Linked DNA regions of Mus musculus: regions 1 and 2 are each linked to region 3. Evidence: chromatin loops called from intact Hi-C (ENCODE). Cell type or tissue: heart. All regions are shown on one strand. Links, peaks and the distances in the headings refer to the core of each region. The heading gives the core; the rest is flanking DNA.

Region 1 (8,000 bases), core at 1-8,000, 190 kb before region 3:
TCTTGCTGTGTTTAGAATGACAGCATGTTACAGACAGCATTGTGTTTGTGTTTGGCCGTGGATTTCAGCCTTGGGCTACAGAGGTGTTCGTTCTCTCTCTCTCTCTCTCTCTCTCTCTCTCTCTCTCTCTCTCCCTTCTTCCCTCCCTCCCTCTTTCTCTCTCTTTTCTTTTCTTTTTTTTTTTAAAGATTTATTTATTGGTTATATGTAAGTACACTGTAGCTGTCTTCAGACACTCCAGAAGAGGGAGTCAGATCTTGTTACAGATGGTTGTGAGCCACCATGTGGTTGCTGGGATTTGAACTCCGGACCTTCAGAAGAGCAGTCGGGTGCTCTTACCCACTGAGCCATCTCACTAGCCCTTCTTTTCTTTTCTTTTCTTTTCTTTTCTTTTCTTTTCTTTTCTTTTCTTTTCTTTTCTTTTCTTCTTTTCGTTTTTCAAGACAGGGTTTCTCTGTATAACCCTGGCTGTCCTAGAAATCACTCTGTAGACCAGGCTGGCCTCAAACTCAGAAATCTGCCTGCCTCTGCCTCCCAAGTGCTGGGATTAAAGGCGTGTGCTACCACTGCCTGGCTACAGAGGTGTTTTCTTGTTCATCCATCCATCGTTGCTGAATCAGGTATCCTCATAGGTACATGTGTTCACCATGTGGGATATGGTTGAAAGGGCCTGGAGCTCTCCAGATTCCACAGCTTCAAGTTTGTGTCTCTGAGGCACTGCACCTTGCCTCGTACTCATCCAGGTGCTAGAGAGGTCCTTTCTAGAGGCCCTGCCTAGCAGGGCTTGTGAAAGAAATGAAGGACCTGTCAAGGAAAGGCAGAATGGCAGGGGTCACTGAGACCCTGGGACTAAGGTGAGGGCAGTCCTGAGAGAAGAGGCAAGAGAAGGCGGCTCTGCGAGATCTAGCCCTCTGGGTGGGAAGCCATGTCTGCATGGAGCCAGAATGATTGAGATTAAAGACTGTTTTCTCTCAGTGTCTGAGACCAGCTAGGAGTCACGTTTCCAGTGGGTTTAATGGCCTCTGCTATGTGTCCAGCCTCAGCATCCCTCTGTGACTTTCTGTCTTAGTTTGGGTTTTACTGCTATGAAGAAACACCATGACCAAGGCAATTCTTATAAAGGACAACATTTAATTGGGGCTGAGTTACAGGTTCAGAAGTTCAGTCCATTGCCATCAAGGCAGGAGGCACAGCAGCATCCAGGCAAGCATGGAGCTGGAGGAGCTTAGAGTTCTACATCTTGATCCAAAGGCAGATAAGAGAAGACTGGCTTCCAGGCAGCTTGAAGGAGGGTCTCCAAGCCTACCCCCACAATGACACACTTCCTCCAACTAGGCCATACCTCCTAATAGTGCCACTCCCTGGGCTGAGCATATTCAAACCACGATACTTACTTTGCCTTGTTTTAGATGGTCTGAAGGTTCAGGAGAATGAAGACAACCTTGCTGTGCTCCATGCTGCTCGGGACTCGCTCAAACTCATCCAGAACAAGTTTCTGCCAACTGTGTGCTCCTGGGTCCAGGTGAGGCAGGGCATTCGGCCTGCAGCAGTGAACTTGGGCTGAAAGCCCAGGCAAGGCAAGGCTGTGGAAGGCAAGAACACTGTCCTGGGTGGGAATGAGCATTCTCCCTCTCCCTGGCACCCTGTCTCTTCCTACAGGAAGGGGCATGGGCTGTCTGGGGACTGTCCGGAACCATTGTGAGTCATTCTTTGTTTTACAGCGGTTTACCCGTGCAGGGACCTACAGTGCACATTTAAAACAGGCCATTGACCTGAAAATGGAACTGGAACTTGCCCTGAAGAAGTATGAAGAACTGAACATTGAGCCTGGGAGAGGACAGAGGAGCAGGGTGAGTTCAGTTCATGGAGCTGAGGCTGAAAGGTCCCAGGACTCTCCACTCGGCCATTTGAACAGTCAGGCGTCATCAGATTCAGAGGATTCTGGCTTTTTCCTTACTAAGTTCTGTGATGGGAGTTTCAGATCAGCCTCTCCCAAGAGAGGACCCATCTGCTCTTCTTGGCTTGGGATTCTGTCCTGTCCCTCAGCAAGTCTTCCCATGAAGTCATTCATGCCATGGTCGCTACATTCCTGCTGTTGGTGTCTGTTCAGCCAAGGATACTTTGAAAGTACTGAAAACCCATGTGTCAAGGGCTCCTCCCGAGACCCCCAAAGAATCAGGCTGTGTTAAATAGGTGGGGACTTCTGGGGAGTTGCTAGCAAATAGGGACTCGTGTCTTTGGGCAGGTCGGGCAAAATAAAACCTACAGAGTGCTCAGGAGCAGTCAGAGATGAGCATGAACACCGTGCACTTTGGGTGGAGACCTGAAGACTGCCTGTCTGTTAGGCCAGGTTGTTTGTGAGCAACAACAGGGTACTCTCATGATTCAGGGGGCTGGCAAGGTACTGTATCTCCCCAAGTGAGGATCTGGAGTTAAAATAGATCAGAGAGGGATACATGGGTCCTTTTGCTGAGGCTAGAGAGATGGGAGTCCAGGCAGGGCCAGAGAGAGGTGAAGAGGTGTAGGCATGTGTTCTGGGTGCCAGTTGTGAGCAAAGACACAGTCCTGTAGTGACCTCGGGGTCACAGAGGCCGTCCATGCGAGGTACGCTGGAACTGGCTGGAAGGCAGAGTACATTGCTGCGCCTGGAGGAGGCGCTGCCCTCGGAGGAGTAGGAGTAGAGCGCCTGTATCTGGGCTACATGGGACTGGCATTCTGCATAGGTGACCACAGAGCTGAGGGGATGGCTGGTCTTAGGGGAGTTGGGTCTTGGGATTTAGTTGAAAGACACAAAACTGTCACAGTCCAGCCTCTCTGTGTCACCCAATTCTTTCCAGAACTCCAAGCTCATCATCATCCCATGTTTCTCTCAGCTCTCAGTTTCTCTCAGTTTTAACGTGTGTGTGTGTGTGTGTGTGTGTGTGTGTGTGTGTGTGTGTGTGTGTGTGTTCTCTCCTTGTACCATGTAGGTCCAGGGACAGGACTCAAGTCCTTAGCAAGTGCCTTTTCCTGCTGAGACATCTCACTGGCTCCTCTCAGCTGGTTTACAGAGAAAACAGACATCAGAGCTGCCACATCCCCATGGACTCCTGTTCTGAACCCAAATCCCAAACCTGAACTGTGAGCTTAGTCCCTGACCTTGCCTTAGTGCAGAGATTTTCAACATGTGGGTTGCGACCATTTGAGGGGTCAAATGGCCCTTTCACAGGGGTCACATATCAGATATCCTGCATATCAGATATTTACATTATGATTCATAAGAATAGCAACATTACAGAAGTGAAGTAGTAAGGAAACAACTTTTTGGTTGGGGTCACCACAACACAAGGAACTGTAAATGGCAGCATTAGGAAGGCTGAGAAGCACTGCCTTAGAGGTTAGTGGTTCAACTGACCTGGGCAGTCTGACTTATAAATTCTATTTTGGAAAGTAGCTTTGAGGTGGACTTAACTCTGTCTTTACTGAGGGAAAGATCGGATTTGAAGCCATCCATTGCTCCAGCCTAAAATCAAGAACACTCCATGTCTAGCACCATGTTGACCAGTCTGTGGCAGCCAGTAGGTACATTGAAGATACAGTTCAGGTGCTGGAGCCAGAGGACACAGGAGGGAGCTCTTGACTTTTGCAGCTGTTTGATGGTCCCAGCTTTGCAGAGGTCGTGTGTGATGTGGGCCAGCAGAGGGCGACCTCGCTCCTCTTTCAGTCAGCCAACGTGCTTGAGTTTATGGCAATCATGGGAATACAGTGCCATAATTGAGGCTGTCTGGCAGTGTGTGGTATGTGTCGTTAACAGCTTATGAGAGTTACATTTTGTTATGTTACCTAGCTAAGTCAACTTTATTAATTTTGAGCAATATATTTACAGCGGAGAACATTTCTATAGCCACGAGGAAAGTGACAACTCTGGCCCTCACTGCAGCTGTCAGGAAGAGTTTGTTTTCTCTCTAAACTCAGTGTCCGTAGTCATCAGCGATCAGTTTGGCCAAGGCTGCGCCATATGGGGCTACCTTTCAGGGTGACCTAACAACCAGCCTGTGACGTGAGGCCACGTCACTATTATGTTGTGTACCCCATTTCCTCCCTGAAGAACTCATTCTGTGGGACAGTCACCTTGCTAGAGGGCCTTGGCAGTGTAGGAACATCCCTGGATAGCTCGTACTCCAGGGAGTGACCACAGAGCTCTGAATACTCTTGGGTAGTACAGAAGGGTTTTGCCAGGCCTAGGTATTGCTAGCCTGCATTTCCTTACTGGGACCAACAGCAGTGTTGGGGCTGGCAGGACTGCAAGCCCTAAGGGTCTTAGCAACCTGGCTGTTCTCCTTGCCTTGCAGCTTTGTCAGGAAGGTAAAGCTGGGTGGTGGTGTGTGCTGTTGCCTTACCCTCGTCTCTTATCTCCATATTTCCTGACTGCTGAGTGGTTGGCTGCTAGAGGAGACCTGGGCAGTCTTCTTCTGACCTACAGGGCACTCATGAGGCCTTTGTGGGTGATGGTGAAGACATGCAACCTCCTGGGTCAGGGTTCTGCGTTTAGTTCAGCCAGCTTCAGGGGCAGCAGCTTGCATTCCCAGAGCCCAGGTCAAAAAAAATCCATGTTGTGTGCTTATACCGCAATGTATGGTAACAGCCATGCATTCAAGGCAGCTGAGTGGAAACTGGATCTGGATATAGAAGCTTGTCTTCCCAATTACTTGAAAGGCTGAGGCAGGAGGATCATTACTTCAAGACCAGCCTTAGTTATAGAGTGATTTGAAGGACTGACTAGGCAATTTAGCAAGCCCTTGTTTCAAAATACAAAGAGTCCTGGGGATTTAGCTCAGTGGTAGAGTGCAGCTTAGCATGTTTGAGGCACTAGGTTTAATCCCTAGTATTACACCAAAAAGAGACTAAGTAGCTTGCCCTGACTCCTCTTAGCTGTCCTAATCCAGCTGCAGTCCTAGATTTCTGTTGTGGCGTAAGGGGTATTGGGCTCATAGTAAGTCATCACTGGTCATAGCATGACTATGTCAGTACTTTGGCTGCCAGGACTGAGGGCAGTTTCACTGGCCATCTCCTAACTCCCATGAGACACAGGCATGAGAGTGGAGACCCAGCACTGTAACACTGTGAATGCAGTTTTTCTGTGGTACACAGTGGGCATTCAGGTTGATGTGATACCCAGGGTCTGTCCTCTTTCCACTGTCCACTCAGTGGCTGCTAGCCTGTTCCTACCCAGATTAGTACCCCTTGTGCATCTCAGCAGATAGATGGCAGCCTCACAGCTGAAGCCTGGCTACTTCCATTTGTGCCTGCAGGACCTGCTGTGAAGGCAGGCCCTTCACGGTGTTATGGGAGTCCTCTGGTCACATACATAGGTCAGCACATTAGCCCAGGCCTGAGAAGGTGGTAGCCCTTGGATTGATGATGCCCTCCGTCCCTTCAGTAGGAAGGCAGGTATTGCTCAGCGCTGCTGTCAGTTGAATGGACACTTCCCAGACCTGTCTCTACAAACTGATTTTTAACGAAAGGCACTGTTCTGAAGTCCTTGGAGATTTTGCTTGCCGCAGCTGGAGAGCGAGTGAGTCGCTGTCTGTAGATGAAGTGATTGGCGGCTCCCGGTCTGTGAGTGGCAGCGCCCAGGCTCAGGTGAGCAGTGCTTCTCAGAATAGATACAGCAACTGCCTATCTGCACATCGCCCGCCCTTCCTGCAGCTGGTGGGCAGCTCCTTGCAAGGTTGCTGCACCACAGTGTCTTGTGGGGGAAGGGCATGGAGAGGGCTAATGAATGTCTATGTTAATTAGAGCTGTTTTAATTAGAAATCATGATGAGGTGTTCACTAATTTCCAAATAAAATTTACGGAGGGTTGAAATCATTTCCTAGTGTTTCCCCATTTAGCACGGGATTGGCATCGTTAACTCCTCATGTAGAACAGGCTGAGCGAGGAACACTAATTCAATAATGCATGATTTAAACATTTTAGAACTTCTAACAAATGTGTGAGATTGAAACAAATACAGTAATGCCAGTCATAAACAGCAGGTGAGACTTGGTATGGGTGCAGGCTGTCTTTGGAAGGCTGGGTGGGGACAGGCTGCGCTGGTCCAGCCTGTTCCCCCCTGGCATCCATGGAGTCCAGCCCCTTTGAATGTTGCTATTTGTTTCTGTGCAGTATTGCTTTCCTTTTGACACAGATGGTCTGTCTTCAGAAATACTTAAACCAGTTTAAACACGTCTAAGCATTTGCCTTACAGAGTGTGCTCCCTTCAGCTCAGTTTGAAGGCAGGCTGGGGATAAATCTCGAGCGGATCAATGTGCAGGGCCATTTGGTCGAGTTGGTTTCCACTGCTCTGTTACAGAAGAGCTGTAGTAATCCATGGCGGCCTCATTATTTACACTGATAAAAATCCTTTGAAAACTTTTAAATTGCCTGCCTTTTCATTATGTAGCTCTGATCATGGTTAGCTTGTATTGTGTAATTAACAAAATACGAATTCTCACCAAGTGGTGCTCAGAGCGGTGACTTCAGACATCGGCAAGTCTGACTTGTCAGCAGCTGGTCTTCCTTCCTGGACTGTTGGTCTACTTGTTCATGTGATTATAAATGCATCTTTGTGCAAGTCAGTCTCGTGGGCCATGTGGCAGCCACCCTGATGGATCCATGGTCTCATCTTCGCTCTCTTGCAGCAGTGGGAATCCGTCTGTTTGGTGCACGCTGTGCAGCGTTGCTTGTTTTCTGGGTTGGGTGCTCGCCAGCCTGCCTTTCAGATCAGTCTCACTCCCAGGCTTATGGGTGCTACACTGGGAGCTCCCCAGGCCCAGATCCTCCCCTGCAGGAAGGCTAAGTTAAGAAGGCTCCCTGGGCTCTGCAGGATTTGCTTCTTGTAGGTGAAAAGGACAGAAGCAGAAAACCCAGGGAATGAAATGTTGAACCGTCAGGCACACTCGGGGAAAGCAGGGAAACTAAATCAGCCTGCGGGACCTTGTGCAGCAGCAGGGCCCGTAAACAGCCTCCTCCTCAGGGCTATGCTCCCTCCATCACACTGAAGGCCAAGCACGCCCAACAGCAGAGAGTTGGGAGGGGTTTGAACACAAGTTCTTATGAGATCAGCTCACAAGGATGGCAGAAAACAGCTCAGCAGCCTCTGGACCAGCCTATACCCTCCCACCCTCCACTGTATGAATCTAGTCTTGGTTTCCCTGGCTCCAGTGTCCAGCCCAATCATTTGTCTTTCCGGAATGAGCTAGCTCTCAACACCTTCTCACATGTTACCTCTTTACTCTAGGAGTACCCCTATTAGATTATTTCCTCCATTTTACAGTTGAGAAACCAGTCCAAGGATGTATGAGTCCTGGCCCCTCCTGAAGCCCTAGATGGAGAGGATGCCTGATGAACATGGCCCAGTATCTTTGAGGCAGGCCACACAGCATAGCATGGCCTCATGTTTCCAGAGGCTAGCCACCTGCTCTCACCTGAGGTGGGAACCAAGGCACAGAGAGGGACCTGCTCTAATCCTAGAAGGAAGCTGTTAGTTGTAGGCCCAAACAAGAGAGGATATTCTTCTCTCTTGTGTGGTTGGCCTTCTCTGCAAACTCCTAGGAAGAATGCTTAGTGCTTTCACATTTCATTGGATGTTAAAGTGTGGAGTTCACATAACCTCATTCATGATAACTCTCCCTGCCTCTGATCATTCACACAGCCTTGTCATTGAGAGCATGTATATATGGTCCCCAGAACAGGCTAGTTACATTAGAAAACCCAGAGCACCTTGCCGGTGGCCACCTAGGCTACCAGCCCTCAGTTTGATTGACAGCATCTGACTCCCTAGCTGTCTTGCTAACTTTTTGTTTGGATCTAGCTGAGAATTCTAGCCTTAGCCTTGCTCCGGAAATGGACTTCTAGGCATATGTGTCCAGGTTTCTTGCCTCATACTATGTAGTAGGCTAACCTCAACCCTTGGGCCCCACTTCTAGGAAGTTCTCTGACAGTGGGGTTCTTCGTCAAACTGAATTCTCAAGGGTAGG
Region 2 (10,484 bases), core at 1,213-9,212, 92 kb before region 3:
TGTCGTGGAGAATACAGTGGCAGGGTGTGGCCACCCTCAGAGCATGAGCCTCAGTGCCAACATTTACAGAGGGCCCAGCCTTCCTTCTTGCCATTCCATCCTGGACAGGCTCTAACATACGAGGACACTACCCTCCTGTCTGGATTTCCTCCTACCCACCTACCCTAGAGTACTTACTGCTGCACCAGGCTAAGACTCTCTCAGCTTGGTAGCTGTTCATCCCATGGCTTCTGAGAACCAGGAGAAACAAGCAAGGCCAAGGCCTTCAGCAGGCTGGAGATATTTCTTGGACAGAGAAAGGGCAGGCCCAGTCTCCACCCCCCAGATACACAGGGTCACGGATAGTGACACAAAGAGCCCCAGGGTAACTTCAGGCTTGGTCTGTGATCCCCACAGGTGAGAGGTTGAGACAGGGGGATCTTGGTCTCTAGACCAGCCTGGACTATACAGTGAGATTCTGTCTCAAAAGAGTTTTATGTAATATAACGTACACAAACAAATTCCCATCTTTGAAGCCTATGGTTTCTGCATGATCTGCAGTGTGAGCAGCATACGCTCTGACAGGGTCTCTCCAAGCCGGATGTCCTCAGCCACCACCTGACTCCTCTCAGCGACCACGGCCCCCAGTGCTTCATCTAGGATTTTATGCAGACTTGGCCCTCTAGCCTCTTTGGCTTTGGACTTTATCCCTTGTAGCATTCAGAGCAGCATGGCCTGGTGGTCAAATCTTCTGTGGACAGACATCTGGGGAATCTTCCGGGTCTTCCAGGTAAAACCAAGTGATGGTGTGTCCCTTTGATACCAGGACTACTGAATCAAGTGATAGATGAACATGTAGCTTTTTAAAAATTATTTTCTGTTTATATGTATGTCTCTGTGTCTGTATAAGTATGCCACATGCGTGCAGATGCCAGCAAAGGCCAGAAGGCGTCCTCTGGAGCTGGAATTAGAGGCAGTTGTGAGCTACCTGGTGTGGGAACCAAACTCAGGTCCTCTGGAAGAGCAGCAGGCGCTCTTAACCATTGAGCCATCTCTCCAGCCCTTGTATGTGTAACTTTTAAAGAAGCAGCCCCTGGGCTAGAGAGATGGCTCAGCAGTTAAGAGTACTTGCTGCTCTTTTCAAGGATGTAGGTTTGAGTCCCAGCACCCACACTGCAGCTAACAACTGTCTGTAGCTACATTCCAAGGGATCTGACGCCCTCTTCTGGCCTTCATGGATACTGCACAAGTGTGGTACGCAGGCACGCAAAAACAAAATACTCATGCATAAAGTAAAAATAAGTAAATCTTTTAAAAAAGAAAAGAAATGGCCCAGACATTTACTTAACTTCTGTGCCTCCCAAACTGTCCAGTAGCATGCAAGTGAGAGTCACTTCTCCACTCCAGTGGATGTGGTTGGCATCTAGTTGATGCACACACTTGAAGTCCCTGATGATCTGTGATGTCAGGCGCCTCTGCACATGCTCATTGCTATCCATGAACCATCTGTGGCGAAGTTACTGCGCAGAGGTCTCGGCGGTGGCTCAGAGCTGAGCTCCGTGCCCCGAAGTGTGGGAGCCCTGGCTTCCATCCCAGCACACACACACACAGTACTGCTCAAACCTTTTATCTGTTTCTAGCTCTTTTTTTAAAAATTGCCTTTTGAATTTGAGTTAAAAACTGAATGTGGCAGTGCACATCTTTTATCCCAGCACTCAGGAGGCAGCAGCAAGCTGCTCTTGAGTTTGAGGCCAACCTGGTCTATATATTGAGTTGCATGATAACCAGGGACACATAAAAAGACACTGTCTTAAAAAGCCAAAAAAAAAAAAAAAAAAAAAAAGGGCTGGAGAGATGGCTCGATGGTTAAGAGCATCGACTGCTTTTCCAGAGGTTCTAAGTTCAAATCCCAGCAACCACATGGTGGCTCACAACCATCTGTAACAAGATCTGATGCCCTTTTCTGGAGTGTCTGAAGACAGCTACAGTGTACTTACATACATGATAAATAAATCTATTTTTTTAAAGCCAAAAAAGAAAAATATGAGTTAAAATGAAGAAAACATTAAGTTATGCCAGGTAGTGTTGGTGCACGTCTTTAATCCCAGCACTTGGGAGGCAGAGGCAGGAGGATTTCTGAGTACGAGGCCAGCCTGGTCTACAGAGTGAATTCCAGGACAGCCAGGGCTACACAGAGAAATCCTGTCTCGAAAAACAAAACAAAACAAAGAAAGGAAGAAAGGAAGAACGAAAGAACGAAAGGGAAAGGGAAAGGGAAAGGGAAAGGGAAAGGGAAAGGGAAAGGGAAAGGGAAAGGGAAAGGGAAAGGGAAAGGGAAAGGGAAAGGGAAAGGGAAGGAAAGGAAAGGAAAGGAAAGGAAAGGAAAGGAAAGGAAAGGAAGAAAAGAGAAAACATGACGTTAACCAGGTCAAGTTGTTTAATTCTGTAACTTTTTTTTTAAGATTTATTATTATACATAAGTACACTGTCGCTGTCTTCAGACACACCAGAAGAGGACATCAAATCTCCTTATGGATGGTTGTGAGCCACCATGTGGTTGCCGGGATTTGAATTCAAGACCTTCAGAAGAGCAGTCAATGCTCTTAACCACTGAGCCATCTCTCCAGCCCCTCTGTAACTGTTTTTAAAGTATATTCACCGATGAGGTGGCTCACTGGTAAAGGACTAGGCTGCCAAACGTGACAATGATCTAGGATCACCAAGCCTGAAAATGACCTCAGTTTAATCTCTGAGATCTCCAGTCTCCTAGAAGGAGAAAACCAGCTACTCATGAGTTGTCCTCTGAAATTCATATCACGGTATACACACATTCGCACATATGTAGGCACACAAAGTAAGTGTAACTAAGATACTTAAGTATGCTCAGAGTATTATAACCATCTTCACAGCCTCTTTCCTGCTAGGCAACCACTGCCCTCACTAACCCTGCCTAAGCTCCACTCTCTGGATCTCCTGTTCTAAAATCCAGTGCAAATCAGGCAGCGTGCAGATTTGTAGCTGGATTCATCTGTCGGTGTGTTTTCAAGGGTACTGGTCCTAAGCTCCTACACTCCTTTTCATTGCTGATTAGTATTCCATGAGTAGATTGCCTCTTGTTCCTCATTCACCAGCGGATGGACAAAACTGTTCATTTTGGGGAAAATAATGCTCTCCTAAGGATGAACGTGACCCAACCTGGCCAGCCCCAAGCCTTACCTGCTAGACTTCTCTCCAGACACTTGCTCTGCTCTGACACCTGAAAATTTCCCAACACCCTCTCCCAACATGAAAGCATCCCGGGCAACTCCCGAACCCCACAGCCAGTAGCTGTCTGCAGTGATGGGCTTGCAAGGGACTGCTCTGGCCAACTTCCTCCTACCTGGTGACTGACTGGCCCCAGGGTGGGCAACTGAAGGTCACCTGTCAAATCTTGCAGATATTCCTGCAGTGTTCAGGAAGCCTGTGGCCACAGAGAGCAGACCCCCCTGTGGTCCTGGGGAGCAGATGGTTACCAGAAACAGATGTCTTTGATCTCTGTGGCATGGCCATAAAGAACATCCTTACGGCAGTACTGCTACAGGCACAGACGCTATATCTACAAGTAACAGCGCCTAAGGAGTGCAGATGCTGGGTTGTGAGGCGTGGAGGTGAGAGGAGGCTAGGGGCAAGAAGAAGGACTTCCAGGCTTCCCACCTCATCTGTGCTCCAATCTTCACAGTGAGACAGGGCCTGGCTGTCTGGGGCAAGAGTGCATCCCCACCCTTGGGGCAAAGGGTTTCTGTTGCGACAGACAGCATCTCTGTGGGCACAGGCTTCACTCAGGGCAACATCCCAGCCAGGCACCTGCCACAGCAGGGATTCACCCACCCTCAAGGCTTGATTTATAAGGTGCCTTGTTCCGGGTCATTTGCTTTCTCCAAAGGCTGCAGAAATCTAATTGCTCTTTGAAGGAAAAAAAAAAAGCTCCAAATAAGTCGGTTAATTGCAAGTGAGCAGTTCCTCGAGTGGGCAGCCACACTGGCCTGGAGATGAGCACACGGGTGGACTCTGAGGGGGAGGGTGGCTGCTGCCCGGTGGGAGGGCTGGGTGGGCACAGCCAGAAAAGCCTGCCTGTTCAGCTGGTAGGAGACCAGTGCAGCCCAGCAGAGAGCTCGGTGTGATGCAAAGGTTAAAACTCTCTCTGGAGACCCTTCTGGCCTGGCGGTTAATTGGAATAACAAAGTCAATACGTGTGGCTGCCAAGGGACACAATCTTCGTTTGATCTCTCTCCTGGGCAGATTAATTAAGTGTTATCAATTAATGGCCCTGGTTAAAGGGGACACATGTTAGCCACTTTCGTAGGCAATGCAGGCCTGAAGGAAAGCGACCTGGTTTCTGTGGGTAGTGGGAGGGGATGATAATGGAGGTTGGGCTGCTCAGTCATCCATGCCTTCACGCCCTCACACCACAACAGACAGACATTCTCCAGCAGATCACTTCAAGCCTTCCTGTGTTCTCAGAACCCAGTGCAGTGGGATGGGGCAGAGGGGAGTCCAGGAGGGCATCTGCTACCAGCCCAGAGCTCCACCCAGGGCCAGCATTCATGGGTAGATACACCAGTCCCTGAACAAGACACAAGGTCTGCTCACAGATCCACAGCTTCTGACCGGGCACAGGGTACCTCACAGGGCAAGCATGCCTTTGCTCCAGCTGGCCCTGAGCCACTGTGAGCTGGTCCCCAAGGAAGCAAGAACAGGCATAGGCTGCTCACCAAGCAAGGTGAGCGCCACCTGGTGGCAGCTGGCTCCCTAGCAGAGGGGACAAGGCTCTTGAATGAACAGGGCTAAGGAGCCAATGTGGGTACCTGCTCTAGCCATGTGCAGCAGCCTTCCAAGACAGTCCCAATTCTTCTAAGTCCCCGCTTAGACCTCTGGGATCATGGTGAGCCATCACACTTGGAGTCTGGACAATGAATATTATTTGACTGGGATCCTGTAACATCTAGCCTAACGGGAAAGAGGTGGAACAGTGGAGTCAGCTTTAGCCAGGTCTCAGAGAAGCAGTCATGGTGTTCAGGAGGAGGCTACTTCTCCTCTGTTTTCTGCTGGCCCAGGCAGTGAGGGTGTTCCCTTCTATGTGTTTTCCAGGGAAGATGGGCATCAAAGGCCCATCTCCGAGGGAAGATGGCCATCGCAGAGGGAATCAGTTTGCCGATAAAGTTGAAGAAACTTTGCCTTGCGCCTGGGCTTTGTCATCTGCCAGTAAGGAGGCCCATGCAAGGTAAGGCACCTTTCAGTGGCTTTCTGATTATTATGGTGCAAGCGTATAAAGCACTGCAGATCAGAAAGGGATAGCAGGAGTAATAGTAAGGCTATGATGGCATTGGTGATGTCAGGCACAAGGGTAAAAGCATGGCAGTGACCATGACAATTGAATTTGGTGATAACGGTGGTTATGGTGATGGTGTAGATGGTGCTGATAGTGAAGATGCTGCTGCTGCTGCTACTGCTGCTGCCAATGGTGATGGGAGCATTGTTTATGATGGTGGTCATGAAGATGGTGTCGATGCCCATGATGGTGATAATGGCGACTGTAATGGTGCTGGTGCTGGTAGTGATGGTGGTAACCGTAGAGATGCTGATGGCAATGATGATGACTGTAATGGTCCTCATGATGGTGGTGGAGATGATGGTGGTGCTGATGGTTATGTAGTGTGTTGGTGATGGTAACAGTTGTATTGATTGTCTATGACAAATCACCTGAAATCACAGTGGCTGAAAACAAACCTTATGTGGCTGCAAACTTTGGTCACAATTAGGCACCCCAAGCTGACCTGTGGCAGAATCCCTTCCCAGCCGCCAGCAGCTCATGGTGTTCATTGTCTCTCGGCCACACTGTTCCTTACCACACTGACCTGTATGAGCCGCTGTCTCCCACCAGAGCCAGTGGTAAAAAAGACAAAAGACACGGGAGAGAAGAAAGGGAGACCTAGAGCCGTATCCATGACGGAGGGCAGTCTGTTTCATAACCCACTTCAGGAGTGACACCTTCCTGACATATTACATTGACAATAGAGTGGCCAGTTGCTGGGGGACATCCTGATAGCTGCTACGGAAGGGGTGTCGAGAACAAGGAAGAAGCACTGAGTGGCTGGCTTTCACCCCTGACTCCTTACCTGTCAGTCTATGCAGCCAGGTTTCAGCTCCCTAGAAAGGAAGACAAACTTGGACCTCACACCTGGGGCCTGGGCCGTCTGACATACAGTGTGCTGTGGGAGACTTGCCTTTTCCTCTGAGACAACTTGTAGATGTCACGTTCCAGAACCCAAGCCTACCACCGGATCCCACAGTCTGCTATCAGAGGTCCCCATCAGGGCACCTGTTAGGAGGAAAACTGAAGGACCAGGGACTCAAGGGCATACTGTGTAGGGCACTGGTGGACAGGCTGGGAGGAAGCTGAGGCTGTCCCTGGAAGGGACCCAGGCTGGGAGCCCTTAGTCACAGCCACCCCTCCCTGACTCCCTAGAATAAATTCCCCTAACAATCCCATGCTGTAGTCCCTGAGGGATGAACACAGAGTCCCATAATTCTCCCAATGGGACAGTTTGTAATAAACTTGCTTCTAAAAACATATTTGCAAGTTGCCACATTTTTTAAGCAGAACAATCTCCACTGCGGCTCTCCGTCTCTGTGATGAAGTGGCCGACTCCTGCACATGGATCCTGTCACAGAGCCACCCATGCAGGGGAAGTGCACTCTTCAGTAGCCCTCTTCAAAAGCGCTGCAATGTGTGACTTATGGCTCTTTAAGTAGTCCGCATCCTGCAGGTGACAGGTGCAGTCTACACATCAGGCAAGGGCAGAGTGCCAGGCTGGCTCTGTAGAGAACGGCGTCTGGGTGATCGGAAGCTACTGGGCAACAATGAGACCACTGCTTCCAGTACCCAGTGGCTCTCTGCCCCAACCTCAGCCCTGTCCAAGCCTACCCAGAACCTCTTGGGATTTGGGGGTGGGAGTCAGCTGGTTCCAAGGGTCTCAGATAATCAGATGATACAGTGTTAGGGTCCAACGGCAGGACCCCTGAAATATCCTGGCTCTATGTCTGGTTCCTCACAGCTCATCCAGGGTCTCAGGACCCCTGTTACCTGAAATCCCACCACAGCCTTTTCCCTTGTGAATGTCACATGGTGACATGTCACCCGGTCTCAACGAAACTTGTTTCCTACAATGCCTTAGCAATGGCCTCTCAGAGTCTGTCCTTCCCCCTCCATGGGGTGAAACCACCCCCACACCTTAGCTTTGCTTCAGAGATCCCTTTGCTGGAAGCTCAGGATGGTAGGGCCTCCCACACTAGAAGGATGATTTCAAGACCAATCCTCACCTTCTTTCATGTCAACGGTGTGGACATACCTGGGGTTGGGACAGCCAGGTGGGGACACTCAGGTGACCAGGGTGAATGACCACGGAACTAAATGAAACTGAGCTGTCTGCTTTTCTTTCTTTATTTGAGATAGGGTCTCACTGATAGGCTGATCTGAAACTTGCTGTGTAGGTAGGCCTGGCTGGCCTTGAACTCACGGAGAGCAGCCCGCTCTGCCTCTTTTTCCCCAGTGTTGGGATTAAAGGTATATGTTACTGCATTTGGCCTATACTGTCTACTTTTCCGTGTCTACTGTCCAGAGAAACTGCTCTGGGTACACTGAGCAGGTAAGGCTCCAACCTTCCTCGGGCCACTGTCCTGGCCATCAGCTCCACCTGACCAACTGCTATCTAGGTACAACAAGGGCAATGCAGCACTCATCACCTTCCCAACCAGCTCAGCTGGCCAGGGGCCCATCCTGGGGAGAGAGAGAGGTGGTCCAGTGCTTGGGCAGCCCTCACTCCATCTCTGTTTCTTGTCATAACCAGTGACCTTGCCCATTGGTGTGGTACATGTCTGCATACGCTAGACACCTACCCCAGGTGCCAGTAGACAGTGGGAATTACCGTGACAGCAGGTGAAGCCACGAAGCATCTGTGGACAGGATAACTGAGAAACACGACATGGACGCTATGCAGTGGAACAGTACTTGGGCTTTACAGAGAAGGGAATCTGATGTGTGTACCACAGCGCATGTGCAGGTTACCCTGAGGACACCGGTCCGAGAGTGTCACAGAGTTGTAAGAAGCCATGGCTGTGTGCATTCAACACAGGTCTATTCTTTGGGAAACCGGGTGGATCAAATGGGGTGCGGCACAAACCTTCAGATGCTACACACCTCCAAAATGGGGCTGTAACCAAACAGAACGCACCGCGAGTAAACAAGGTTTGTGAGCTGACACCCTGGAAACTGACATAAAAAGAAGAGGAATTAATTTGGGAGTCACAGTGTGTTTCGGTGACAGGAAGTACTTCCCACTGCCCGCCTCTTCTGCAGGCTCCTCTTAGGTCTGACTCTGGGCCAGTGCTAACTGCCTATAGCATGGAGACCAGGGCCACCCTGAGGATACTGCCTGGCTGGAGGTCCTGGAGGGCAGGGGTCTACCTTACCACTCTGACAGAACCTGACTTCTGCTGCCAGAGGTATGCGGGTTTTCTCCACAGAATTTTGGGTCAGGTAGGGCTAGGGACAAACAGGAACCCAGAGTGTCTGGGCACCCTGAAGACATAAAGGCAGAGAAGGGCAGAGCGATGCTGTAGTGAGGGTACCCTCCTAGGGGCAGGTATCTGGGGCAGCATGTGGCCTTAGAGGCAATGAAGATGACCTCACCTTCCCACCCAGCTCTTACCTTCTACAGCCATCTCCAAGTTCCTCAGTAGGCTCCAGGTTTCCACCCACAAAGCGAGCACCAGGACCCCATCCTGCTTGAGGGGCAGGCAGGGTAAAACACAGCTCTAGGTGGCCCGTGTATGCATTGCTGCCCCACAATCTTGTACCCACAGCCCACTGGCCTCTTCTGGGGTGGGAGCCCACAGAGATATATTAATTATATTTCTCTCACTAATGGGCTGCTTACTTTATGATGTGGGGACACAAAAGTAAATTTTAAAATCAATTATACAATTACATATGTAGCAATAACAGAGTACACGGCTAATCCCCGCCGGGTCAGAACAGCAACCTTCCAATAATGCAGGTTTCATTAGGGGAAGGGCTGTTATTGCCAAGAATTACAGAAATAATGGGAGTGGGTGTATTCAGCGAGAAGTAACAAATGAGGCTGCTCTGGAGATAAGACGCCGAGCCGGCTGCTCACGAGCACCGTGGAGGCCGAGTACATCGGGGGTCACTAGCGCCGGGGAACAGGAATTAATTTTAGACGCTTCCTGGAGCCCAGAGGGTGGGAGAGTGGGGGCTTCTGTTGAGCCCAGAGGTGGGAGGACCGGTGGGAGCGAAGCAGAAGCCCCTCACTCAGCCACACACACACCCGCCCCTTTCTAGGGCTCTCAGGCTGTAAGCCCCTCCACTACGTATACTGCAGCAGATCAGTCCTTGCTGCCACACGCATTTGTGGTCATTCCTGATCTCAGGGGTCAATGTTAGGTGCAGGGTGGGGAATGTCTCTAATATGTGCCCTGGTCTAGATCCGAGGAGGCCAGGTGAGCCACTGGAAGTGTGCACAGTAGGGATAGGCCTCCGAGACCAGCATGGAGCTCTTCCCAGGTTTAAAGGTGGGCCACCACCTCAGGGATTGTTTCCAGGAGGGGGTTTCAGCAGAGTCCAGTCTGCCAAGCAGGCAGCCAGAGTAGCTGGAAGGGCACTGGCTGTGAGGTGGCGCTCTCCGGAAGGCAGCCCACCTCCACACAGACCTTGTGATGGTCAGGGCAGCAACCATCTTCCCTGATGCCCCGCCCCCGGAAGGAGGAGGGGCTTTGGCAAACAGTAGCAGGTCTCCCAGTGAGCTGGCACCTCCCGTTTGTGCTGAGGGGACTTGAAGCTTGGCCACTTAGAGAATCACCAAGGCCACTACTCAAGGGTCTCTGGGCTGGGACCAGGGCTAGCGGAACCAGCCTGCTCCATATGGTACCCGGAGATCAAGCTGCTGGGTCTCTAGTGAGACATCTTCCCCCGTAATTGGAGCAGGACTGAGGCTAGGACCTTTTGCTACAGGGTCCTTAAACCAGCTCCTAAAGGGTTTCCGGCAACACAGAGAACCGTGGCCAGAAGCAAGGGCCACATTGCTGCCTTGTCCTCAGAAGCTCACACACATCCTCAAGTCATCCCCCTGTAAGTGAGGGGTGAAACTAGAAGACCTAAGTAAAGCCAGGGCAGCTTGGGGAGACTTACTCTCTCCCAGCCTCAGAGGCTGCTGCAGGCATCCCAGATTGCCCCCATCCCCCCTCACATACACACCAGTGGCTGCGGCAGGTGGGTGGCTCGAGACAGGACAGAAAGAACCGCCCAAGTGCTTCAGAGTCCTAAGTGATTACGAGAGGCCACCGGGTTACCATGCATGTAAATGAAGCCAAGACAGCCCATGGATCAGGCCTTTTCTTCCAGGCGCCAGCAAAGAGACTCTGATAAGGGGATCTTTGTAATTACACGG
Region 3 (10,484 bases), core at 1,460-9,459:
ATATGTGACAAGACATTAATGCTCTTTAATGGAGTGAGGAAGGATTCTCCCAAGAACAGCGCTGCCACAATCAGTTAACAGCCTGCAGAGAATGACTTTCCACAGGAACCAACCACACAGGAACTCAGACCTCACTCCAAAAGCTGATAATGTGACCCTTCTAGAAAATTCTCACGATTTCTTCATGGTTCTGGGCCATTCACTGACTTGGTGGGCATCTTGAGTCTGGGGCACACAGTGGGCTGCTGCTGTCTGTCCTTGCTTACATACCACGTCCCACAGCTCTCTGCTGCTGGCACTGCACCATCTGAGTGAAGTGTGGAAATGTCCCTTTGTCACTGTCCTTTTGCCTGCCTTACTCAGCCTCTGTCAGGAGTTCTGTGAAACTCGTCCGGTTTGTGCCTCAAGGCTCACTCATGCAGGTTCTAGATTGTTCCCAGAGATGAAGAGCTCTCAGCAATCTCTGGCTGCTCTGTCCAGAGCCGCTTCTCTTCTCATTCACATTTCTTTGGTCACTCTTCTGGAGTGGTCTGTCAGTGACCAACCCCTAGCTTTCTGTTACCTGGGATCATCTTGATATTCTGAAAGATAGCATCATGGAGCGTCAGCATCCTGTGTAGATATAGACCCTTGCCTGCAGACATGCCCCTCCTTCAGCATCGGAAACAGCAGATCCTCGCACAGGTCAAAGGTGGAAGCACTGGAAAGTTCTCAGCACACAACCGGTGTCACCTCGCCAGGGAAAGGGCAAACCCTCAGCGAAAGCTGACACCGGAAGCATCTGCCTGGCATGGAGAGGCCCAGTGAGCAAATGGATGGGGCACTGAGAAGGTAGAGGCCTGAGCTACGCACCAACAAGACATGTGGGAAAACTGTCACACGAATTCCTTGGAAAGAAGTGAGGGCAAGCAAAGTCCTGAGAGTAGGTGGCAGAAGTGGGTCAGCCATCACCTTTGAGTGACAAACAGGGCAGCTGGGACCCTAGTAAGGAGTTAGCTGGAACTGAGCCAGGGCCTCAAAGGGCTGGCACTGAACAAGCAGGCATGAAGGATGCTCCTCCTGACACAGGCCGGTGGGCAAAGAGCAGTCAAGCTCCAGGGGAAACCAGCCTAGGGAAATTCTGTGCCCTGGATGCCATGAGGGGAGAATGAGACCAGATCCCCTGGTCATAGAACTCCAGGTCCCCTGGTACTCCGCTTTGTCTGGGTTATGAGCTGGGGCCTTACGGTAATGAGTAGTAGGCTGGAGTATGATCATGCTGTGAGCCTGGCATGATCTTGGCCATGGAGCTGTAGAATATAAAGACTGGCTCTTCCCTGGCCAGCAGCTTCCTACTGACCTAAGTCGAGTGCCTTGGACTTGACCCACAGTGGTGAGCCCTGAGCAACAGCATGATAGCCCTTAAACAGATACTATAAAGGGATGGAGACATCTGTGAAACACCAGACATTCAGAATGGGGCTGAAAGCAAGAAGGGGGCACCCAAACAGACCAGGGTCCCCCTGGGCAGCAGGGCTGAGGCTAGGCACACTCATGTGCTCTCTTCCAGTTCCAGCACCTTCTTACAACAAGTAGCTCATTGACATCAACATTGGCTGCAGCTGCCAATATAGGCAAGAGGTCACCATTGCACCCTGTGTGGGTCAGGGCAGCGGGAAGAGGCCTGTAGTGATGTGCAGGGGGAAGGTGGGGCAGGACCCAGAGTTCTACAGGATCAGCCCACACCAATGGCCTACCCTCTTTCCTTTCTTGTCCATCCGGGAACCATGGGAATTAGGGTGGATGGTGAATTGGGGGTCCTAACTAGGACAAACTCAGACAGATAGATAATAGGTCTGGGCAGAAGAGCAGAGAGGAAAGAAACCTCCACACTAATGCTGCCTCCTGGATTAGCTCCACTCCCTCTGAGCCATAACCATTTGGCTCTCCTCTCTTGTCTCAATGGCTCCACACTAATGTGTTATTAAGTGCCTTCTTGTTTCCATAACAAACCTTTTCTGTGTGTGTTCAATAGCTGGTATTGAGTGAAATGACTCTCTTTCTATAAGATATTCCCCAGGGCCCGCCTCAGGCCTCTCCTCTCACCTTGTTGGTGATTCTAGATATGAGATCTCAGGGATGTTTCCTCACAGAGTGGGATCCTTGGTGTTGTACAGGCTCACTCACACACAACCAACAACAGTAACACTGCCACCACCAATAAACCATCACGACACACCAGCATCCTTACCAATATCCTAACAAACAACAGCCCCACAATAACATTAACAACACACCCCCATCGATAATAGCACACCACACCACCATCACCACCAATAACACTAGCAATGCTAACACCTCCAGCAACCACAACAGGCCAGTGTTCCCACCAGGACGACTAACACCCACCCTCAATACCAATATCACTAACAACCAGAACATACTGCCATCAATATCACCACCAAAGCAGTGCCAATCCATCAACAACAGAACAATGCTAACTAAAACATCATCAACTCTATCACCCACACGCAACATACCAGCCACTGGGCATACCAAAGGTCCTGCAGATGCCTTGCCATCATGGAAACCTTGGGGATAACTACATCACTGGAGGCAACACTGCCCGTCACTGTGTCCCCCATATGGGAAATGGGTTCCAAACCCTGACAGGTGCCTTAGACCATGGATACACAAGCCCTGTATCCACAGAGATACAGAAATGGCTGACTCTGATAACAGGTGGTTACTAGGCAACCACGGGATGGCACAAGTGTTGTGGACATGGCAGGCAGAGGGTGAGAGGGCACGAGATTGTGCACAATCCCATCATGCCACTAGGCATGGGTCACAATTTAAATTAGGAATCGGCATTTCTGGTGTAATATTTTTTTCGGATGAAAGGCAACTTCAATTGCCACATCCTGCGTGGACTGGTCCTGGAGACCTGACTGAGGTGATGCAGGGATGAAGAGCAGACAGGCACACAGACACATGCACAGAAAAACTGGGATCTGGTGAGTTGCGTGCTCTCTGATAGAGATACAGTATCAAAAGTGTAACAACTGGGAAACTGGATGAGTTTACACCTCTGAATAGAGGAGTTGGGCTTGTTGTATACAGCTGAACAAGGAGGCATGTTTGGTTGATCTCTGAGGGGATTTCTGTAGTGGAGCAGCTCCAGGCTGCCATCATCCCAGAGGAGGAAGCGGTGGTTGGTGGTTCCTGCACACACCATCAACATTCCCATTCAGACAAGAGGAAGGCTTTGCCTCTCCCTGAACATCACCCAGGAAAGCTTGCCATGCCCCTGGATCCAAGACACTGCAGTTCTTGGCAAGACCCTGCCTGTGTCAAACAATCCACATTCTCTCAGGACCTCATTCACTCACCATGCTCAGGTAAGTGAGACCAGAAATGCAGAGCAGAAGACAAATGACAGACAGATCCCTGCTGGACACAGGTACCTCCCTGCCCAGTTCCTGTTCAGTTAGTAGGTCAGCCATGTGACCGAGTTCACATTGGAAGGGGCAGACACAAGGACAAAGGAGTTCCAACCCCAGGAGCAACTACATCTAGAACTGGATTTACCTCCATCGGCCAGTGCCTCCTGTGACCATGCAGCCAGAGCAGGAGGGATGTACAGAGCGGGGGCTCAGTGTGCATAATACAGGGGCTGAGTGTGCCCAGTGCAGGGGCTGAGTGTGCCCAGAGCAGGGGCTGAGTGTGCCCAGAGCAGGGGCTGAGTGTGCACAGAGCAGGGGCTGAGTGTGCACAGAGCAGGGGCTGAGTGTGCACAGAGCAGGACCTGAGTGTGCCAAGTGCAGGGGCTGAGTGTTCATAGAGCAGTGACTGAGTGTGCACGGAGCAGGGGCTGAGCGTGCACAGAGCCAGGGCTGTATGCTTTGCCAAACCAGCCATTATCCTCATCCAAAACCAAGCAGTAGGCATCGTGTTCGCACTATTGTAGCGATGGGTAACAAAGCACTGGTACCATAGTTAATAGCCACAGCGGTGTAGGTGCACAGCGGGTCACATGACATTTTGCCATCAGTCCCCATGCTGGGCAGTAGGAGTGAAGCTGGTCCAGCTGCCTACCTGGTGTGACAGGACTTGGAGCATTTTCCTCAGGACATGGCAGACAATGTCACACTGTCCCTGCTGCCATCACTGACAGGTGCCCTTCGGCCGTGGGCTTTCCTGGCTCTGCCTTCCACAGAGGGGGGTGCACTGAATGAACAGTGGCTGTGAGGCTGAGAGCCAGGGTTGCAACTGTGCCATACATAACAGGGCAGGGTCACAGGGCTAGGCAGCTTTGGGGTCTACGTGGCTGCCTACCCTGAGACTGGCCATCTCCCCCAGAGGCCTGGCCCACTCCTCTAGTGTGGTGGCGGCTGCACGGTGACCTTGTAGTAACCCAAGTGCCATCCGTCAGCAGCCGGCCGCCAGCCTCCGGAACGCCACCGCAGCTCATCTGAATTCAAATTACCCTGGGAGCTACACGCTGGTGCCAGCCATAACTCAGTACGAGGAGGAGCATGGCCGCCCCTAGATTGGACATCACCATACATTCCTGGGGCGTCGGACAGGGCTACTAATGAAAATATCAATCAAAAACTCGGCTGACTTAATGGTCAATTTAAATTAATTAATTGGAGAGGAGAAAAAAAAAAGTTGAGGAGGACAGCGCTGCTGGGCTCTGTCTCCAGTGGTAGTGAGACGCACTGGAACTGGCTAAGCACAGTCCCTAGGCAGGACAGATGCTCCATCCCAAGGAACCCACAAGGCATGTCCAAGGGTCCAGGTGCTAGCATTGCTGGGGAAGGGGTTCAGAGCCAGGACTTCCTGTCTCCGTGGCTCCTGTCCAGTTGTGAGCAGCCTGGATTTTGCAGTTTGCAGGGGTAGCCAGTGGACTCCTGCCAGGCCCCTCCCATCACCAAAGAACAGAAAAGCCCGTGCCCAGCAAGACTGGGGCCAGCTGGCACCATGAGCACTGGACAGTGCCCCTGGCCCCTCCTCCTGATGCCTGGTCAATTCTCTGTACCCTGTCTCTTCATCTAGAATAAGATGCCACATCACTGCCAGGACACTGCTGGCCGAGGGCTTACCAGGTGTTCTGGGTCAGTCCGCAAACGTTCTTCTACATATGAAGGAAGATAAATCTCCAAAAGACTGGCCCAGGGTTGCAAAGACACCAGAGTCTCGGCTGTATGGTATTCCTGAGTATCCCTGTTAGCGCCAAGCAAATCAGAATTTCGGTGAGGAGATGCTTCCACACACCCAGAGCTTCAAAGATAATTAGTGTCCGGACATGACCACCTCAGAGGATCTGAGCAAGTCACCCAGGAAGCCCCCATGGGAGGATCACCCCAGACACACTGGGACATTGTGCACCCTCATTGGTGGAGTCCTCCACGCAGACAGAAAGGTAATGGCACCCATGCATCCTTGCCATCCTGCAGGACAGATGAAATGACGCACCTGCCGGGAAAGATGCTGGAATCTGCACTAGCCCCATTCACATTAGGTGACTCGGGGACTTGACTCAGACACTTGGATCTGAGGGATTCGTGTCACTGGTTACAAAGCAGCATCACCAGCCAGCTACAAAGACAGGCTGGGACAGAGCAAGAATGGCTTTATCTTGGTGGAGAAAGCATAGAAGGACTCAGGACTGTGGGGACAGGAATTCCAGGGTCCAAAAGATAACAGAGCCCAGGACTCTCTGCCACCAACTGTCTCATTGTAGATCCTACCTGGGAAGAAGCCAGCTTTCTGTAAGGTAGGAACAGCATGGGATAGGACAATGCATCACACCAGGGAGCCTGGACTTGAACCTACAGGCTCCCACCCACCTTGAAATGACTCTGACAAACAGTCCCATCTCAGCTTGTGTGCTGTAACACCAGGCAGTGTCTCCTCATCTCTGTGTTCAGAGTTCGGAGCACGCAACAAAGAGTGGGGATTCCACAGGTCAGGGGTTTATACCTGGTGCCACACACAAGGGCTTCCTCCTCCCTGAACTAATGAACAGTCCTTGATGCACTGGTTTCCATGGATATGGGTAGGGGTCTCCTTCCCATCCATAGCGCTACAGGATGCTCTTGTGCTCTCTTCTAGGAAGCCTAGAATGCCTTCAGGGTGACCCTGGGGTCTAGACAAGCTAGGAATAAGGAGCCAGGCCCATGGAGCACAAGATTGGTGGGAACGACATATTTTTCTCTCCACCACAAAGGTCCAGAAAGTCAGATTACCCACTCAGGCTCTTGTTCTGGGGCACCGCAGGCTAGGCCAACTACAGCATGCCAAAGGCACAGGTACTGCCAGGGCTGATCTCTGCTGCCACCTAGTGGCTGCTGAGGGCAGAAGACTGGCCAAAGGAGGCAGAATCACAAGGCCTTAGCCCCCAGCCTAAAGTCAGGGCTGGGGCTAGCCAGGAAGGAGTAGGGAGCTGTGGAGGCCAGGCTGGCCTCTGGGCATGATCATTCCATCTATCTGGGGTCTTTCTGCCCTCAGCATCATGTGTCCCAGTGTTCATCTGCCATGGGTTCAGGTTCACAATGAATGACATACAACAGGGCCAGACTACAAGGCCCAGGCTCTTAGTTTCACAGTGGCATTGGGCTGGGCTATCACAGGAAGGGCCACACCTGTCTTCACTGTGTCCTCAGCCCACTGATGAGGGGTGGCTCATCAGAATGCAAGGATTCCTTTGACTCAAGGACAATCTTGTCACTCAAGGCCCCAAATGCCCTACTGCCCCAAATCCCCTTGACCATGCACTGTGCTCATCGGGCCTCTGCTACATCTGGAACATGCTGATCCAGTGCCCGACACAGCACAACACAGCCTCCTCCACCTTACCAGACCCTCCAGCAAGGGCCCAGCACGTCTCAGGCCTGGGACTCGCTTTAAAAACACTAATGTGGGGCCCTATGAGATGGCTCAGTGGGTAAAGGCATTTGCTGCCAAGCCTGATGACCCGAGTTCAAATACCAGGGACGCATGTGGTAGAAAGAGAGAACCAACTTCTACCGGTTGTCCTCTGACCTCCACACACATACACACATATAGTGTACACACACACACACACACACAGAGAGAGAGAGAGAGAGAGAGAGAGAGAGAGAGAGGGAGCCAGTGATGCTCACTGTATAAACCTGATGGCCTGGGTCCCATCCCTGGAACCCATGCAAAGGTAGGAGGAGAGACTTGGCTCCACAAAGTTGCCCTCTGACCTTTATATTCCTGCACACACGCTTAGTAAAACAAAACAAAACAAAACAAAACAAAACAAAACAAAAACAACAATAAAACCCCCAAACTACAATGTGTGGAAACATACATGTATAGGCTGAGCAAATCGTTTTGCAGATGGATCCAGATGGAAGGAGGTGCCCGGTGCCCAGCGCTGGGGCGGAGTTCTCCAGGGGGTTTGATTTTAGAGTCATTAGTGGGTTTCATTCTAGGGCAAAATGTTTTGGAACTGAGAAAAGTGGTGTCTTCATAGTCTTATGAATATACTATACTAAATGCTATTAAATTGAGCACTTTAAAATGGTTAATTTTACATTATAGAATTTTTAAAGTCTTAAGAAGACAGGTAGTTCACATATATAGCAATGTATAAAATTAATATCCCAGATCAGTGCGTTTCATATGTATTAGCAAAGGGGAGCGCCTGTGAAGTCAGCGTAACAGTCTCAAGATAACATCCGTGCTGGGGGAGATGAGTGTGACCCTTAACCTCAGTCCCACCCCTGACTTCCACGCTCCCTCCTTCTAAGAGGAAATGCCAACAGGTAGCAAGCCCAACTGTGACAGTCGTTCACAAGCAGACACAGCTGATCTTACCAAGGTGAGGGTTCTACTCAGAGGACATCACTGTCAGGCAGACGAGGTAATTAACCATCACATGTGACCCTGCAACTCTACTTCTAGGAACAGACCAAAAAGAATGGAGCAAGGTCTCAAGGAGACACATGCACACCACTGCTTACAGACTCACAATAGCCCGTCGTCAGTGTCCGTCATCAGTGGGTAAGGAAACTGTGTACAGTTTGATACCATATGGCTCTGCTTCAAAAAGAAATGAAAGCTAGGCACTCCCACGACATGTATAAACCCTGAGAAATTATGAAGAATAAAACGGGCCAGTCCTGAGACTGACAAATACATGAGGGACACATAATGGGGAGGGAGAGTGGGGTTCCAACAGCCAGGAACAGAGCCTGGTAATTGTAATGCACACAGTTAATCCCAGAACTCAGGAAGCAGAGACAAGTGGATCTCCCAGTTAGAGGCCAGGCTGGTCTACAGTTCCAGAACATCAGGGCTATACAGAGAAACCTTGTCTCAAGAAGAAAAAGAAAAAAAAAATGTTTAAAATGGCAAATTCTGCCATTACTTTCAATGTCTTTGAAAAGGTTATCAAGGCCCAGCCTGGTCTGTGGCATTGTGTGATGGCAACCCAAGATGTCACATGACCATCTTAGCTGAGAATAAAATCTCTTTGCTGAGAATAAAACCCCAGCTCCACTCACTATTTTAATTAACAAAATCAGGAGAGACTGAAACGCTGTATTTGACGATCTCCCTTCCATAGAGCTCTGTGGTTTAATGATGAGTTGCCAAACTGGAAGAAGGGCATAGGGCCCCCAGGCCAAGCCCATCTCTAACACATTCTGTGCAAGAGACCTCACATTCCTAGGTGGCCTCTTCAGGGTGAGCCAGTGACAACATCAAAGATGTCTGTCTTCTACTGAGTTTAGAGAATTTCTGGTAGTCCCTCCCTCAGCCCTGATCATGACAGTACCATGAGTCTGGGACCCGTGTGATGGGCACAGGTGCAGGCTCCAGCTCCAAGGTGGAGGCCACCCTGTCTTCAGACCACCCCAGATGATGCTGGATTTCACCAGAAACCCTCAACCAAGAGGACTAAGCTGGGGCTGGCAAGATGGCTCAGCGGGTAAGAGCACTGACTGCTCTTCCAAAGGTCCTGAGTTCAAATCCCAACAACCACATAGTGGCTCATAACCACCTGTAACGAGATATAAAGCCCTCTTCTGGTGTCTGAAGACGGCTACAGTGTACTTATGTATAAAAATAAATAAATATTTTTTAAAAAAAGAGAGAGAGAGAAAGAGAGAGAGAACTAAGCTGGAGTGAGTCTCACAGGCCCTGACTGGGCAGCTGTAGGCTCACAGGTCCTAGGACTCTACAGATGGCATGTTCACCCAAAGCCACAGTTCATTCTGCATGTACGCACACACATGTGCTTGGATATGGATGCAGACTGTACCTGAGTATATAAACATCTACATAGTTCCACAGATACACACATAGTATATTGTATACACAGAAACACACGCACACATAGACCCACATGCAAACACACAGGTACATAAAAGTATGCAGGCACACACAAAGTACATACGAATGAGTTTGTGGACCCTACACAGAGAGAGGCAGGCACACACGGCCACCATCTAGGCCCATATTCATGGCTTTGTATGTAGAGCCGTGCAGTGTATAAACATGCATGTTCACAGAAGCACAAGGATGCACATGATACTTGCATGCATGTACATATGTGTTTGAGGGTCTATCTTCCTGCAAACACACACAGCTCTCTATAGACATCATTATTTAAACCAAAGCAAGAAACCTGAAAAGTTCAAGAGAGGATCTAAAAGCTAAAGCCAGATGGTTTGGAAACTGGGAGATGCTCTCCTAAATTATTCCTAAGGCAGAGAGTTAATAAAAGGCGGGTGACAGGCAATTTTACAATTATACTGGAAGAGCAACTGCACGTTCGTGGAGCAGCTTCAGGGAGTTGGCGGAGAATTCACAACCTTAAATGTTTTTATTACTGAGCAAGAGCGACTGAAAATAAATGAACTAAACATTCGACACAAGGAGGGAAAAACAGAACAATAAAGTAAATCCACAGGAGGCAGGAGGGGGGTAAAGATAAAGGCGGATTAATGAATTGGAAACAAGAAAAATGGGAGTGCCTGTCAGTAAATCCAAGAGCTGGTTCCTCTAAATAAATAAATAAAATAAACAAACCTCTGGCCAGTCTAATTCGCAAAGAGAGAGACGCACACAGAAGCCCACAAGGATGTGGAGAGGGAAGTCAGAATGGCAGAGGAGATTGAAAGTGACAGGCTAATACAGTTGACATTCTTGACAAAATTGACAATTTCAAGACAATATAAATTACCAAAATTAACTTAAAAATACATTTTTAAAAAGTGCAAGCCCGCAAATGCGGAACAATGGAAAGAGGTGTATTGTTAGGTTCCAGCTGGTGGGCTTGCGTCCAGACCAACACAACACAGGGGCAGAAATCCACCCCTCAGAGCAACCTCTGCAGGATCTAGTACCCCTAAAGGGGCAAAACCCAGCTAGGGACCAGGGAGAGGCTCTGCAGTGGGCAGTGAATGGCGGATGAACCAGCTCAACATCCCCCTCTAGGGGCAGATTGGTGGCTACTGTGAGGG

What was found. Hi-C counts contacts between places; a loop is a spot of excess contacts. Peaks named below come from ENCODE experiments on the same cell type or tissue, not always from the same donor. Only the 100,000 strongest peaks of a DNase experiment are listed, where the experiment ranks them.
Region 1: it touches region 3 in a loop (7-fold over the local background); 33 of 42 quality-filtered maps call a loop at or near these places.
Region 2: a loop joins it to region 3, with 10 times the contacts of the local background. A loop is called at or near these places in 6 of 42 quality-filtered maps.

What each region holds. Positions count from the first base shown.
Region 1 is chr5:33,390,335-33,398,334 of GRCm38, forward strand. It overlaps Uvssa (UV stimulated scaffold protein A), which reads left to right. Exons shown (of 14, transcript NM_001081101.2): 6 at 1,410-1,522; 7 at 1,722-1,850. Among named protein-coding and RNA genes, the nearest start is that of Uvssa, 16 kb to the left of the region's middle. In heart, for the core only: a CTCF peak has its summit at 3,664 (motif pointing right); a DNase peak (open chromatin) is centred at 3,667; H3K27me3 peaks cover 485 bases.
Region 2 is chr5:33,491,609-33,502,092 of GRCm38, forward strand. No RefSeq gene overlaps it. Among named protein-coding and RNA genes, the nearest start is that of Nkx1-1, 63 kb to the left of the region's middle. In heart, for the core only: CTCF peaks have their summits at 1,215 (motif pointing left) and 4,749 (motif pointing left); a DNase peak (open chromatin) is centred at 4,763; H3K27me3 peaks cover 3,751 bases.
Region 3 is chr5:33,583,366-33,593,849 of GRCm38, forward strand. No RefSeq gene overlaps it. Among named protein-coding and RNA genes, the nearest start is that of Fam53a, 41 kb to the right of the region's middle. In heart, for the core only: no CTCF peak of the experiment used is centred there; a DNase peak (open chromatin) is centred at 6,276; H3K27me3 peaks cover 750 bases.